Linked DNA regions of Mus musculus: region 1 is linked to region 2. A link is a loop called in an ENCODE intact Hi-C map of the cell type or tissue named here. Cell type or tissue: heart. All regions are shown on one strand.

Region 1 (8,000 bases), 81 kb before region 2:
CTGTTGCTGTGAAGCTGTGCACAGTGCCTCACGTCCAGGGGCTGTTGCTGTGAAGCTGTGCACAGTGCCTCACGTCCAGGGGCTGTTGCTGTGAAGCTGTGCACAGTGCCTCACGTCCAGGAGCTGTTGCTGTGAAGCTGTGCACAGTGCCTCACGTCCAGGGGCTGTTGCTGTGAAGCTGTGCACAGTGCCTCACGTCCAGGGGCTGTTGCTGTGAGGCTGTGCACAGTGCCTCACGTCCAGGGGCTGTTGCTGTGAGGCTGTGCACAGTGCCTCACGTCCAGGGGCTGTTGCTGTGAGGCTGTGCACAGTGCCTCACGTCCAGGGGCTGTTGCTGTGAGGCTGTGCACAGTGCCTCACGTCCATGGGCTGTTGCTGTGAAGCTGTGCACAGTGCCTCACGTCCAGGAGCTGTTGCTGTGAAGCTGTGCACAGTGCCTCACGTCCAGGGGCTGTTGCTGTGAAGCTGTGCACAGTGCCTCACGTCCAGGGGCTGTTGCTGTGAAGCTGTGCACACTGCCTCACGTCCAGGAGCTGTTGCTGTGAAGCTGTGCACAGTGCCTCACATCCAGGGGCTGTTGCTGTGAAGCTGTGCACAGTGCCTCACGTCCAGGGGCTGTTGCTGTGAAGCTGTGCACAGTGCCTCACGTCCAGGGGCTGTTGCTGTGAAGCTGTGCACAGTGCCTCACGTCCAGGAGCTGTTGCTGTGAAGCTGTGCACAGTGCCTCACATCCAGGGGCTGTTGCTGTGAAGCTGTGCACAGTGCCTCACGTCCAGGGGCTGTTGGGTCATGGCGTAGAGTGCGAGTGCTTCTGGATGAGGTGGTTTCGGTTAAGTCCCTTATCTTTATAAGGCTTTATCTCGGTAGGTTTCTTTCTTGGTTCCCAAAGAATTGGAAAGACTTGTACCTCCACTGTCCTTAGAAATGTGTGCTACTCTGCTATGTTTACTGAGGCCAAAACAAACAAACAAAACAATTACGGGTCTTTTAAGTTAAAAGCAGCCATAATCTTATACCTAGAACATTTGAAGAGGTTAAAAATAATATAAAGGCAAGGGCACACACTGCGTCGAGTCAGCTAAAAAGATACACCCATTCAGAGACACCTAAGTTTATTAAACCTTTCTGTCTTATCATAGCATATTTTTATCAGAACAAAACTCGAGAGATAAATTCATCTGCCCGCAGACAGAGTTGTACACCTGAACCCCAGGTGGGTGTTTGTGTTTGGGTCTGTTTCTAGGTGGAATGAGCTCATGTTCTCTCCTACCACAGGATTGTGCAACACTCATGCGCACCTGTGTTTTGATCTTTGAAATCTGTCGTGGTAACATATCAAGCAACTTTAAATAGCTTCGTGCATGATCCAGATTGCACGTCTGCCAGAAACATCATCGAGCTTGGTTTTGGAGCTGGCTCAAGTTCCTGTGATACTAAACTTTCGTCATTTTGAAAATATATTAGTTGTCAGATTCCAGTCTTTACCTTCATCTTCAGTCTGCAAAGATCAATGCGTGAGGTCTCCCCGGTTATTACTGAAGGAGAGTGGGACACAGGACCTAGAGAGTAATTGGACAACTGACTTGCCATGTTTCTTCCATTTGACAAGCAATTTAGAACATTATTTTTTTGCCCTTTAGATAAATTTTCTGTGTTGTTTTAAAACATGAATGTTTAAAGTACATACTAGAACGATATTAGAATAGTATCACTAATTTCATTATTTAAAACATTTTGAAAGCTCACCTTGTAAAGTATCAAGATAGAACCTAGTGAGAACAAAGATAAAGAAGAGAGAACTTGAACACATGGCTCCTTGTTTTCAGTGAGACTGACCAATGCATGCATATTCAAGTATTTCTGTCGTCTGTGTAAGTCGCAGACACCTCAGCTACCACCTTGTTTTCTGGGTGGAATACTGATGTTGTAAGTTTTTCCAAATGTAGACATTTTAGTTAAAAATTTTATAACAAGTTCAAAAGCCATTAAAATAAAATAGTATCATGAGTCTCAGGGGCTCAACACCCCACTTCTTTGTTCTGTGGTCATTTTCTCTTGTGGTGCTGGGGCTTGAACCTGGGGACTTGAGTGTACTAGGCAAACAAGTGCTGTGCCACAGAGCTATTCACCTACCCCTGCGGTCAGCCATTGATAATATAACTCATTTATTTCCTAAGCCCAGTCTACTGCATTACCTTGAGGCGAGTCTATAAATATGTAGTAAGCATGTTTGTCTATATGGGGCTATTTTTGAGTTTATAGCTGTCACATACATAGGGAACAAAAGGGAGAGAGAGGTGTATTCTAGAACAGAGATAAGAAAGAAGAGAAACAGCATGAAGCAGACGGTACTGGGAAAAGGAGGTAGCCTGTCACAAGTCCGAAGTGTTTGATGCCAGGCCATGAGCCACAGGGACCTCAGCGGTAATGTGAGGGACAGGGCCAGCTGAGAGGTGCATCACTTGCAGCTGTCTCTCTGAGTCTTAGTTGTTAGCTCTTTCCGTCATGGAGACTACCCATTCTCTGATGAGTATCTCCATAACTCAGACTGTGAGGGAAAATGTGACTGCTTTCAGCCTATGGAGAATAGCCACTAGGCAGAGCATCTTGAAGGCAAGATCCACATCTTTTCCAATTCCTGGCCTACAATGAGCAAACCCTTCCATCTGTAAAGCACTCAATTCAGTGAGTGGATTGCAGTTTAGACATGAAATGTTTCCCAAAGACCATGTGTCTTTACGTCTGGTTTCCAGCTTGACACAACGTTTAAGACCTGACATTTAGAGGAAGAAAGTTGGGTCATTGGGAACACATTCGTAAAGCATCGCAGATCCCTCTTCTCTTTCTCATTCCTGTCATTCCTAGGTGGGGTTTTCCTCTGCTTCACACTCCCCTCGTGGTGCACTCATTCACCCTAGCAGGAGGAGTAGACGGGCTGTGGGGCCCTTTTCATGGACTGCTCCTCACCAGAGTACTTTAAGAACAGCAGCCATTCATCTGATCTTTTGTTCTTTAATCACTGAGTATAAAATTTGCCTATCCACATGTGTCTGTCTATCTGAACTCTCATGAATTCTCTCGGCAGTGGTCTCTGGCTTATAGAACTGACGTACTCCCATTCACAAAGTAGCCATTACTATTCTTGTATTACAGAACCTTGGGAATGATTTTTAAATAAGCTTTGCAATTACTTGCAATGTAAAAGTATATATCATTTCCTTCCTAACTCAGGCATTATGTATGAGTTCTTTAGGGTTGAACATTAGAGTTCTTTGATAGTGGAAATAAAACACAAGTCCATCACCAATTTTTCATGTGCTGAAGCTATAAAATCAGCAGGCCTGATAATGCAACATGGCCAATTTTGAACTACTTTTTAAACTATTCTACGGTGGCAGTTGTGCATTTTCCCTGTTTTGCTGATCTCTTACTAATGACTCCTGTTTTCATTTCCAACAGAATACTGGATCTACAGTTGCCCACCTTCCCTATAGTGGTTTTGTGTTAAGCAGCTGTCCTTCAGTGCTAATGCTGCCTGTGACTGTCAGTTGTTGGCTTACTCTGTCTCTTGTATCTATGGCTTTTAATGTGGCTTGAAATTATTGTCTCATGGAGAAAGTAAGGACATGTTAAGGCTGATGTAATATAATGGAAATTGAAAGCAGACTAGGTCCTAAATATCTTATATTCAAGTTGGGTATTTTAATCTCTGGATGATGTAGGCCGAAATGCATGCCATTCAATGACCCACACTGAAGTCCCTGCCTTGTGTGTTTATTCCTGGTACCTCTCACCAAGTGGGACAGGAAAACTATTGCAAGGTCTTATAAACATATTGAATATTTGTTAAAAGCATACCGAAAAGTGAATAGGGCCAGAATCCAATAATGGACCTAAAATCACTGGAAATAATTAGGATAGCGAAGGGTGGAATTTGGCCCATGTCTTGTAAACAGATTCAATCAGATGCTAACAGCTATTTGTTAGAGTTACATATGCCAAAAACTGAAATGGAAAGTGGACAGAAGCCATTCTAGAACGTCTCTAAGCACAGGCCCTGGGGCCCTTTGGGCTCCTTCAAGTAGACACCCAGGTGATTGCCTTTTCAGTGACTGCACCCATGGAGTGCCCTGGGACAAGCAAAGCTACATACTAGTTCTTTGAAACTCTTTAGTCCATGCTGCAGGTGAACACAACAATTACTTAAGTCATATGTTTTCTTCATTTGCTTAATTTTAAGTTAGTGTTAAACACTGAGTAGAATTTTGGGCACAGTTTTGTTGCTTAACTTTAGGAGTAACTTATTTTCAAAGGTAGTGTTCTCTGTTTCTCAATTCCTGAAGCCCCATGGAGTTACACACAAGTGTAAACTGCAGTTTTTACTCACAGATGGTCCCGCTTTAGTTGGCCAGGCAAGGCAGGGACAGGAGAAAAGGTGCAGCGGTAGGCACTCAGGTGTGGAGATCTGTGGAGATGTGTGGGAATGTGTGGTGTAATTAGAGTACATAGCCCTGGAACAGGCAGGGAGAACACGCAGGAAGCCACTGGCCTGGGCTGGTGTCGCTTCCAAAACAGAAAAGTGGAAGACTGTACATAATGGACTAGAACGACAAGGCTGTGCCCTCCCTGTGGGAAAGCAGGGCTTTGGTTAAGTGTGATTTAAGTACTTAAAAGATGAGGTGACAGATCAGGGGCAAGTTTACAAAAAAATACACAAAACCTATATCCAAGGAATTCTAAAAGAGAACTAGCAACATAAACCACTGAGTAAATGGAGGTTTATGCCATTTGTGGGCCAGAAAGCTCAATTATTCAGAAATTCATCTCTTCCCAAATTAATCCTTGATCTAAGAACTCAGGTAATCAAACCTCTCAGCAGACTTGGGGGGACTTGGCTACTGGTTCTAAAGTGTGTATATGCAAATACCAAGGATCCGGGTGCTGAAAACAAGCGCTTTATGGAGAAGAGCATGATTGAGGAAGAACTTGTACTACCCAATGTCAAGTCTTTTATAAAGGTTAAAGGAATCAAAGCTGCATAAAACGTAGCATGAAGAAATACATAGATAAATAAAACAACATTGAGTCAAAAGGAAGTAGACCACACAGAGATTGTCTCTCTGTGTCTCTGTCTCTCTCTCTCTCTCTCTGTCTCTCTCTCTCTCTCTGTGTGTGTGTGTGTGTGTGTGTGTGTGTGTGTACACGCATACCAATATAACTCAATACTGAATACATTTGTTCCGCAAATGATGCTGGAACAACTAGATAGTCATAACCAAAAAGCTACACCTCATCTTTTATCTGTACCACATACAATTCAAACTCAAAGTGGATTATAATCCTAAACATGATCTAAAATTCAAGAACATTGTTTGTTCACCCTGTTATAACAAACCACTCTAGACTGTGCAATTTTAAAAACCAGGAATTTGTTTTTCGTGTCTCTGGAAGGATGGAAAGTCCATGCTTAAAACCTCTAGCTGGGTGTCTGGTAAGGGCCAGCTTCCTGTGCAGTGTGACCTCACATGGCAGAAGGAACTAACTAGCTCTCTGTAGTCAGTCCTGGTCCCATGAGAACAGACCCCCTTGTAATGGCCCCACTCTGGAATACCATCCCTGTAGAGATTAGGATCTCAGAGTAAAAATTTGGGAGGGGGGGGGGCGACAAACATTCAAACCATAACAAATGTCTATCGAAAACAGGCAGGAGACTAGGAGACTAATCTTTGTAAATTTAGTGAAGATTTATAAAGGGTGATATGCAAAGGAATATGGAGTATGAAAGAAAGATCAGGGGCTGGAGAGATGGCTCAGTGGTTAAGAGCACTGACTGTTCTTCCAAGGTCCTGAATTCAAATCCCAGCAACCACATGGTGGCTCACAACCATCTGTAATGAGATCTGACAGTCTCTTCTGGTGTGTCTGTAGACAGCTACAGTGTATTTACATATAACAATAAATAAATCTTTTTAAGAAGGGGGTTGGGATATGGAGTGTAAAAAATAAATTAACTTAAAACAAAAAAGAAAGATCAATAAGTTGTCTTCATCAAAATAAAGATGTTTGCCATTCAAAGGCACTGTTAGAAAAACAAAACAGTAAGTGAAGAGAGTGGGGAGAAGAAAATTACAAAAAACATGTGCTGTTTGACTCTATCATCTGTATTTCTATCTATCTATATATCTATCTATCTACTTACCTTAATTTTATGAAAGTACTTGTCATCTAATTTATATGCTATAAAGGTTATTTATATTTCCTAGATAAAAGTTCTTTTTTGAGTAGGTGGACAGATCCGTAGGTGAGTGGGTGTGTGGATGGGTGGATAGATAGATAGATATTGTGATCACCATGGAAATAAAAACTAAAACCACAAAGAGAACACATTACATCCACTAAAATTGCCAAAATTAGAAAGACTGACAAAAACTAGTGTGGCGAGGATATAAAGCTAGAACTCTCGCTTAGAGTTGTACTTCTATTTAGAGGAAAAGAAAATAAAAGAGCTTGAAGCTCCTACAGAGTTAGATATATGCCTGCCATATAGTTGTTCTCCTAGGAACTTAATGAGGAGAAATGATAGCATATGTCCTCATAGAAATAAACTTTAGATGAGTGGTCATCACAGGCTTATTTACTTACTTGTTTCTTTTTTTTATTTGTTCTGTTTTTTTGAGGCAGAGTTTTCCTTTATAGCCATGGCTATCCTGGAACTCAGTCTAGACCAGGCTGCTGTCCTTGAAGTCACGGAGATCTGCCTGCCTCTGCCTCCCAAGTGCTAAGCCATGGTGCCAGGCCCCATCACAGGCTTGTTTATAATAGCCAAAAGATAGAAACCACCCAAATAACCATCAACAGAAAGTGGCTAAACATATTGCAGAATAACCAAACAGTGGAATAGGCTACTCTGTAAAACTGAATGATTTACTGATGCAACCAAGGAGAGGAATCTCAAAATAATTATGCTGACTGAAAGAAACTAGACCAAAAAAAAAAAAAAAAAAAAAAAGCTGCACGATTCCATTTGTATAAAACTCTAGAGAATGCAAACTAAGCCCTGATGACAGAAAGCAGACCCTTGGTTGCCTGGGGATGGGGATAGCGAAGTTGTGGGAGGGGCTGATGACAAAGAGCAAGAGGAAAATTCGGGGGATGCTGGATGTGTTCATTGTCCTGATTGTGGTTTCCTGGATGTAAACATATGTCAGAACTAATTAAAATTTTGGGTTTTGAAAATGTACAGTTAACTTCACATCATTTGTTCCTTAGTGTTGTACAAAAAAGGGAAAAAGTGATTGTCTAAAGGATCATTTCTATTTGCATAATGACAGAATTCCAAGAAATAGTTCCAGTGAGGCCAGTGTCCTGTGGCAGGAGGTCACACATTAAAGTAGGTAGAAAAGCCAGGTAATCAGACCTTGTGGTTCTTTGTTCCCCAGCCTCTAGTAGCTCCAGTTTATTCTTGTTCTTAGCTGATGTTTGCATTTGTCTGGAGAAAATTGTTCATAAGGAATATATATTTCTGGTTTTATTCTCTATGGAGAGTGAATTGGGGCACTTTACAAAATTAAATTTTGATTCAATTTTTATTTACTTGAGATAGACCCTAGTACTTCTGTCCTCTTGAGCCCATGCTTCACAGATGGTGGGCAAGGTGATGGGCTCTATGCTGTGCTATAGGAGCCCAAGCTCAGCCCTCACAGGCCTGAGACCTCTTTAAGGGGGAGCCATGAGCCACTGATCTTCAGTTGTTTGTAAAATGAGAATAGTAGCTAAATGTAGTGGTGCACACTTTTAATCCCAGTGCTAGGAAGGCTCAGGCAGATAGATCTCTGTAAGTTCAAGGCCAGCCTGGTCCCATAGCAGAATTCCAGGCTAGCAAGGACTACATAATGAAACTGATTGGGAAAGGGGATGGGGGAACATATGAACTACTTTCTCTGCCTACAAGAACTGACATGAGTCACATGGCTACTCCATAAAAGCTCTAATGTGGCCTG
Region 2 (8,000 bases):
AGTAGCAATGTTCTGAAACACTGAGGTATCTCGCCAGCCTCAGATTCTATGTTTTAGCATGTTTAAGAATTTAATATGTGTTACATTCTTTACTATAGTGCAAATTAATTTTGTGTGTACATGTTCTTTGTATGTACACTCACATACAAATGAACATAGACACATGTTTAGGAGTACTCTTAGAGACCACAAGAGGGTATAACTCTGGTTCTCTAAAAAAGGACTCTTAGCCATTGAGCATCTCTCCAGCCTTCTGTTTCAGTTTTGGTTTTTTGTTAAGACCAAGTTTCTTGTAGCCCAGGCTGAGTTCCAACTTAATCTCCTCCTGATCCTCCTGCCTCAGCCTCAGCCTCAGCCTCTCAAATGCTGGGATTGCAGCCATACACTACCACTCAAGGCTTCCTAATGCTGTCTTTTTATTAGCCCCAGTGCCTATACCAGAAGCTTACCTGGCATGGAAGTTATCTTACAATTCAAAGAAATCAGATTTGCCTATGGACTTCGATTGTCATTGGGAGCTCAGTGTGTAATGTCTTTACTCCTACTGTGGAGATTATTTTCCTGCAGAGCAGTGCTGTAAAAACTGTATCACAGTTCTTTCTGATGAAAGGCAGACTTTACATATCTAAGTTTAGTAAATATCATCTATTTAAAAGTATCTTGGCCAGGAATGTTGGCACATCTCTGCAATTTTGGAGCAGAGGAATCTTGAGTTCAAGGCCATCTTAGGCTATATACACTACTGTGATCCTATCTCAAATAATAAAAATCTTGTACCTTCAGAGATGCAAACCAAAGAGGCTAAAGCAACAAAAGTCATTGCTCCACAGCTATTACCAGAAGTGCATGCACAGTTTCCAGGATAGTCAACTGCTTAATAAACATATCAAATCTCTTTTCTCTTCTTATGAAAGACCTAAAGGACCCACCACTTTACAAGCTGCAAGCCTGGTTCTTGGTTTATCTAGCTGCTGGCAAACTACCTGTAAATAATCTATCCAGAACCTTCCCTTGCCTTCCAAGTCTCTCAGTCTCCACCCTCTTCAGGGGATTCTGTGCTCTCTGTACCCATCGTGAGTCAGCATATGACGGGTACCAGCACTTCCAGGGAAATGGACTGAGGTTATCAAAAAGCCCTATCTGTCCAACCAGAGATAAAAATCAAGAGATTTTTATGGCAACCAAGGCAGCTCAGCAAGTTCACTGTAGAACACACAGTACCAGTCCTTTGGAAAATACCTAGTGAGAGAGTGACTTTTGGTCTCCTGGATATATTACTGGCTGCTGTGTAGACAGTAGACCTTTTGTAAAAGGGAAACAGACCTGGTCATAGCTGGGTGGTGACAAGATAAAGGCAGGCCACTCCTGTTTGAATGTTTGTCATTTTGGTGGGGATTTTGTTTAATAAGGCTCCTGCCTTATCTGTCCCTTTCAGATTTATAGCCACAGAGCCCGTAAAAGGGAGGCCACAGATGAGCATGAACTATGGAAAGCATGAAGCAAACCCAGCTCTTCAGGAACAAGAATTTCCAGATATTTTGGATTTTTCTTTTCTTTTATAGCAAAGATGAGTTTCAGGGACCCCAATAGATTTTGACTGATGATACCAATAATGCTGGGCTAGCTCTGCATGTGATAAATACTAGAAGGGGCTAGCTCTGGCATTTCTTAGAGCTTGCTTGCTATTTTCCATTAACTCTATATTGAAGAGCCCTGTTACATTTACTATTATAACTCAATTAGAAATCATTTTATTAAATACTTGGGCCAGACAATTTATTAGGTACCTGAATAAAAAATGATTCCCCCCTCAGAAATCATTATTTCTCACCACTCAAGAAAAGAATATTTAAATTGTCTCTTTTTTAAAATCATGGTCGACTTCAGAGCAGGCAGGGGCTTCATGAGGCATCCATGAACACACTCTGTAGTCTTTATTCTTTGGACAGGGATAATCCCTGTGATTACTGTATTCCTTGCACATAAGCCTAGTAGGACCTTAGTCTGAACCAAGAGTCGACCTGCTGATCACCTGGATGCTGTGAGGATCCTTCAGTCAGTTGACATTGTCAGCTGCTCCTGTAGAAGACAGTGAGTCTTAGCTTCATTCTAAATCACACTAATAGCTGTCACTTATGAAACACTGCAAGATAAAAATCATAATTGCCATTTTACAACTCGAAAGGTAGAAAGCAGAGTTCAGTGACGCGCCTAAGATGCCACAGGTGATAAGTGCAGAACTGAGTTTAGACAAAGCGCTGAGTGTCCAGACTCCGACCCAGCTCATTCTGTGCTCCCTTTGTCTGACGCACATGATGATGTAACACCTTCGCTGGTCCTCCAGATACCATCTTGCTCTGCTTCCCTGAGATTCGAGTCAGGATGCTAGGGATGTGGGCACATGGAGTTAGCATATACAGATGGTGTGCCAGAGCCTTTGGGACAAAAGAGAATATGGAATACTTTGTGTTCCTTTAAAATGGTTATAGAATGTTGGACTTGTTGTAGTTGGAGATGAAAGGAGGCAACTGCCACACGCGTGTGAACGTCTTTAGTGGGTCTCACCTATCATTCCTGGAGATTTTGGTAAATGTAAGGTGGTTTAATGCTCTTTATTTACTTGGGCCTGGAGCTGGACCAGAGCCATCACCTGCCTGCCACCACAGCAACTTCCTGCTGCATACTGGAAATTGTTCTTCAAAGTCTCCACCCAGGTATTGAACCAATGTGACCTCTTCTCCTCATGGCACAGGCCCTCAGAGGGATGGCTGCACTTCTAACCATAGTAACATGACATGATCACAGTCGCCAAATACTATTGCTTTTGTTTTTAATTTTGGAGAGATAGGTTTGTTAATCCATTTCAAAAGAAACAAGTCCACATGCCCTTTACTGTGAGTATCCCTTCAGCATGTCAAGCCAGAAACCATCCCCTGGTTTTGTAAAGGATTTTAGATATGGCAGAGGCATCTGTCACCAGTGTTCTCCTATGAAAGGGAAAACAAAACAGGTTAGCTATAGGAGGCAACACTGTACAGCTTTGCATGTGGAGTTAAAATAGGAGGCTAAAACCGGGCTCTGGGATGTCACTTCAAGCCCAGAAGTTACCCTTAGCTTGTAGCACTTATGCTAATCAGTAACAGTTAACTGTCTCGTATGAGCCTTCTGTCAGTTCTAGGCACTTGGTAGAGTTTTATACACCGACTTTCAGGGACCTGAACTTTCTGTTGATGCAGAAAGAAAGAAAACACAGATGTGACAGATACAATGACATCTGCAGAGAGGAGGAAAAGGGAGTGCTGTTTGACTGGGTTAGCACCCAGCGGGCGTGGTTTTAAAACTCTAACTGGATAGGCTACATAATAGGACCCTCTCTCAAACCAAACCAAACCAAAGACCCAGTTTGAGGCTGGCTGCTTCATAACCTGATAAACAGGAGATAAAGGAGCAATTTATTCCCAGGTCTATGATGACATTGTGCTCAAAACTAATTCAAAAGCCTGTGAAACCCTGAACATTTATCTATGATAAAGTTTTAACAGCCAAACAAGATATCACAGTTTTTTAGAAGTCTAGACATTGGACTTAGTGAATTGAATATCTTGTCAGAAAATAGTCTTGAAGGCAGGACCCACTAAAGCGTAGAGCTTCAGGAAGAAAAGCTAAGTGGAGGATTAAAAGCTAAATAATTATGGGGCGACTTATCATTTAAACAAAGGCTCAGAAGTAAGAGAGAGTCCGCTCAGGTCAAGGAGTGAAACCTCAGCTTAACTCAGAACAGTCTAATGATGGTGTGGCTTGTACAAGTGTGCCTTTGTTCCAAAGGGCAGTGCTATAGATAGAAAGCTAAGAATTAGGTAGAGGTTGTTTTTAAAAAGGTGTGGGGGTGGGGAGGGGGCTGAGAGTGGGTGTAGGTATGGGGATGAGGAGGGGGTTGGGAGGTGTCAGTTGGTGCCCACAGAGAACAAAAGAGAGCTTCAAATCCCCTGGAGCTATAGTTACAGGCAATTGAAAACCACCTGATATGAGTGCTAATGACCCAGCTCTGCTCCTTTATGAGTAATAAACTTTCTTAGCTGCTGGTCACTTCTTCAGCACCAGGACATACATTCTTTATGGCTGACTGGAGTGAGCAAATAGCTAAGGGAGCCTCCGTCATGTGAGAAGTACAAGATAATTCAAGATGGTGCTTGTATAGCAATCAGGAAGGAGCTCTTCCTTCTGCCTGAGGAAGCAGGAGGCTGTGAGAGAGGTGGGAGGTGAGAGGCAAGGGCAGGCCCAACCGTATCTGGCTGCTTGTAGACCAAGGGGAGTCAGTCCAATGTCCTTGCCATAGGAAGTCACCTCTCTCAGGGAGCTCTGCTCACAGACTTCTAAGATGCCACGGGACTGCTTTGCTCTGGCTGCTGAGAAGATAGGGGCTAGCCGAGCCTATAGATAAGGCGTCCTGGTGGAGGAGCTGTTCTTACCCAGTTCCCTTGACTGGCACATCTGCTCCACCCAGCTTTGAATGGCCCCAGCCCTTGGAACAGCATGGAGAGCTGTACAGATGATAGAAAAAGCATTCATTTCACCATCAGAATACTGGGTTAGGTTCTCAACCCCACCACATAGCCTTGAGATCCTGTATTTGCATCTGTGAAATGGAATTGTCCCTATGCATGCCTACCTTCTATGGTAGGACCTAAATGAGGATTAAAAGCAAATTAGAGTCTATCCATGCTTTAGCAATGCAAGGTGTGAGCTACTTCTGTGTTTGCCACACCCTTACCTCCTCCCTAGCTACACCAGGTCAAGTCAGGTCACCTCCCTTCTGGATTATTTTGCTGGCCAGCTCCTGTGCCCAGATATCACATCCAACCAATGAAGACATGGCTTTTATCCCATGGCCTCTCAAGGGAACATTCTCCTGTGACCAGCAGGCTTTCTCTCCTACTCAGCAAGAACCTGTGTGCTGACCCTCCTCTCTGTCACTCCTTGGCCTCATCTTTCTTGTACCATTTCTGAAAACCCTTCTTCTGCTTAGCTGTCCTGTCTGAGTATCCACCTGCTCTGAAGAACACACACTTACATTTTGCCGTTTCATTATCCTGTGAACTTGTCTCATTATTTCAGCTTCTTTGCCCCCTGAGGTCCAAGACTACACTGAATGATATCCTAACGTATCGTTAGACACAGAGCCTCCCACAGTGGTCGGCCCTGAGCCGAAGCTCCATAGCCTCTGGGTGTTGGGAGCCCCTTGAACTTGGACAGACAGGGCCCCTTTCCTCTTCCTCCTCATACCCTGAGAGGTACATGGTACACCCATTTTGCAACGAGAAAAGAGCTGACGGGGCTACGTGTCATCTACCTTGTGGGAATGAAAGGGTAACTAGGGTCTCTGCATCCTGAAAGGGATCCAAAGTAGAGATGTGATCATGAGGTGGCCCCTGGAACATAGTACACAGGCCCTCCTAGGACTTGAGGCTAAGGCTGATTAGTAAAGTCCTCACTAGGCCCAACAGGAAGCAGTACTAGGCCCAACATGATGGCAGGGGGCAGCCCCTCAAAAGGATGAGGAACAGGATTCAGGTGATCCAGCTGACCTATTTAATATAAATCAAGGAGTCAGGAAGGACTGGAGTGACTCAGCCTCTGCCTGGCTGGAGCCGTCAATGGGCTTTGTAGCCTATTTCCTGGGGACGTTTTCAGCTAAATCAATGATTTCATCATTCTATCCCTAAGCACCCTCAGCAGCTAGTTGCGACTGTTCACGTGACTGTCTGGGTGAGGCCAAGAGGTCTGACCTCTGACAGGAGAAGCTGGGACAGTGGTGGCAAGTGTTAGGCTTGGTGGTAGTAGGAAGTTTGTTCCTTTCCAGTCTCCCCAAGTAAGCCAGAGTGTGAGTGAGTGGCACTTTGGTATCTGAGCAGCTTTGCCTCACTCGTGAAGAGAGGAGCTCCATGGAGACAGCCGCTTCCTGCCCCTGGTTGAATTCATTGTACAGGCTGGGGTAGGAAGACAGCGAGTTGGCAATGGAAGTCTCACCAGGCAATCTGAAGACCAGAGGTCAGGCCTGAGCGTCAGAAAGTAGCCAAGTGGACAGGTAGAGTGCCAAGGCTTAGTGTATGTCTCTAGGATCCAAAGATGAACATTTAATGCATACAAACTTATTGGCGCAGCTATGCCTTTTATCAAAAAAGTCATACATTTACAGTCCAGAATTGTTAAGAAAATAGAATTATCAAGAGATGTCTTTCCATAGTCAATATGTTCTCCTTACTAAGAGAAACGTCTTTAGCCTAAAATATTAAAATTCTAGCTCTCATATGCTGGTAGGAATAGCTTTACTTATTTGACTGACTGACTGATTGATTGATTAGCAGGATTTCTAGTCCAGGGTGGCCTCAAACTCATTAGGTAGCCTAGGACGACCTTGGACTTTTGATCTTACAACCACACCCAAGTTTATGCAGTGCTGGGCATGGAACCCTGGGTCTTATAAATGCTAGGCAAACCTTCTGAAAAACTGAAAAACATCTCAAGCCCAGGGATAGCTTCCAGTGAATTCCTTCCCCACAAGCTCTATTTACAATCCTGAACATCTCAAGCATTGGGTACATTATGTTTTTTTTTTTTTCCTAAAAAAAAAAAAATGTTCCCTGAAACCTTCTTCCCTTCTCCTTTCCCCAGTTCACCAAATTCTTATCTGAAGCTTGAGGGAGAAGAAAATGGGGGCTAATATGACAACAAGATTTGTACCTTCACAAGTAAATATCACAACTGAGCTGGGTAACTACTTGTGGAAGCTTGTTAGGTCACAGTGACTCACTTGCGTAGATGAGGTTATTTTTAGAGCTGTAATTTGTACTGTTTAGAAAAGAAGAAAGAGATGGTAAAAGGCTAGATAGCTCATTATAGTTTACAGAGCTCATGAACCCAGCATCCATGCAAAAGATGACTAAGCAAGGGGTCGGGTGGTACTTTCTCTCAGAATTTCACAGACGTGAGTCATCCACTTCAGCCTGCAGACACAGCATCAGGTACCTGTGACTCAGCTCCCATTTAGACAGAGCACTAGAATTCAATTCTGATACGCTTTTGTAGCTAAGTAGTGAGGAAATTACATAGCAAAGCAAAATAGGCCTTTGTACCAGGCAGCCATCCAATGTTTAAGCAAGGACTGATTGATCTTCGTCTCTGGTCTTTCAAAGAATCTGTTTATGATCCATGCTAGGTGATGTCTTTTCATTCTGCTGCGTCACACTGCAGTGCATCTCACCACACTGGCTCTTCTGACCCAAGTATTCAGTCTCACAGCTTCTCCACTCCCATGTCCAGCCAGCACGTCCTAAAACCAGGAGTGTGTGTGTGTGTATGTGTGTGTGTGTGTGTGTGTGTGTGTGTGTGTGTGTGTGTGTAAATCTTTAGCCTACAATATTAGCATATTAGTTCTCATGAGCTGCAAAAAAACAAAACAAAACAAAACTTCCAAAGGCTTTCCATTCCACGTTTACCTATGGTCAGAGTTATAAGAATATAATAATATTTTCTTCAAGTGTTTTTCTTTCTTTTTAAAAAATAAGTTCCCTTGTGCCCCAGGCTGCCTTTAAACTTACTCTATAACCAAACTTGAAGTCCTGATCCTTTTGTCTTTCCCTCTGAGTTCTGGTATGATCAGCACATGCCACTACCCCTGGCTTTAAAATGTTTTTTTCATGCTTAAAAAATTATACAACTACTCATGCACATAAGATTTCTCTGTAGATGAGCAGCCTGGTCAGTGCAAGTGTACATTCATCCAACAGGCTTTCTCTCTCTTCTCAGATGCTGAGCTCTGCTAGCCCAATTGTCATCAAGGCATAGCCTCACACACTTAGCTCCTGTTGTCACTTAATTACACAGTTTATTTAGAGTTAAGTCCTTAGAGTGTAACCTGTCTGTTTATATGTACAGAAAGTGGTCCCTTTCAGTTTGCAGACCTATTATTGGATTGTTTATAGCCAACAATAAATGTAACT

The links. Peaks named below come from ENCODE experiments on the same cell type or tissue, not always from the same donor. Only the 100,000 strongest peaks of a DNase experiment are listed, where the experiment ranks them.
Region 1: it touches region 2 in a loop (1.9-fold over the local background); 2 of 42 quality-filtered maps call a loop at or near these places.

What each region holds. Positions count from the first base shown.
Region 1 is chr5:31,948,279-31,956,278 of GRCm38, forward strand. All of the region lies in intron 7 of Babam2 (BRISC and BRCA1 A complex member 2), which reads left to right. Among named protein-coding and RNA genes, the nearest start is that of Gm52770, 47 kb to the right of the region's middle. In heart, no CTCF peak of the experiment used is centred here; no DNase peak of the experiment used is centred here.
Region 2 is chr5:32,028,962-32,036,961 of GRCm38, forward strand. The region is part of intron 10 of Babam2 (BRISC and BRCA1 A complex member 2); the gene reads left to right. Among named protein-coding and RNA genes, the nearest start is that of Gm52770, 34 kb to the left of the region's middle. In heart, no CTCF peak of the experiment used is centred here; no DNase peak of the experiment used is centred here; H3K27ac peaks cover 504 bases.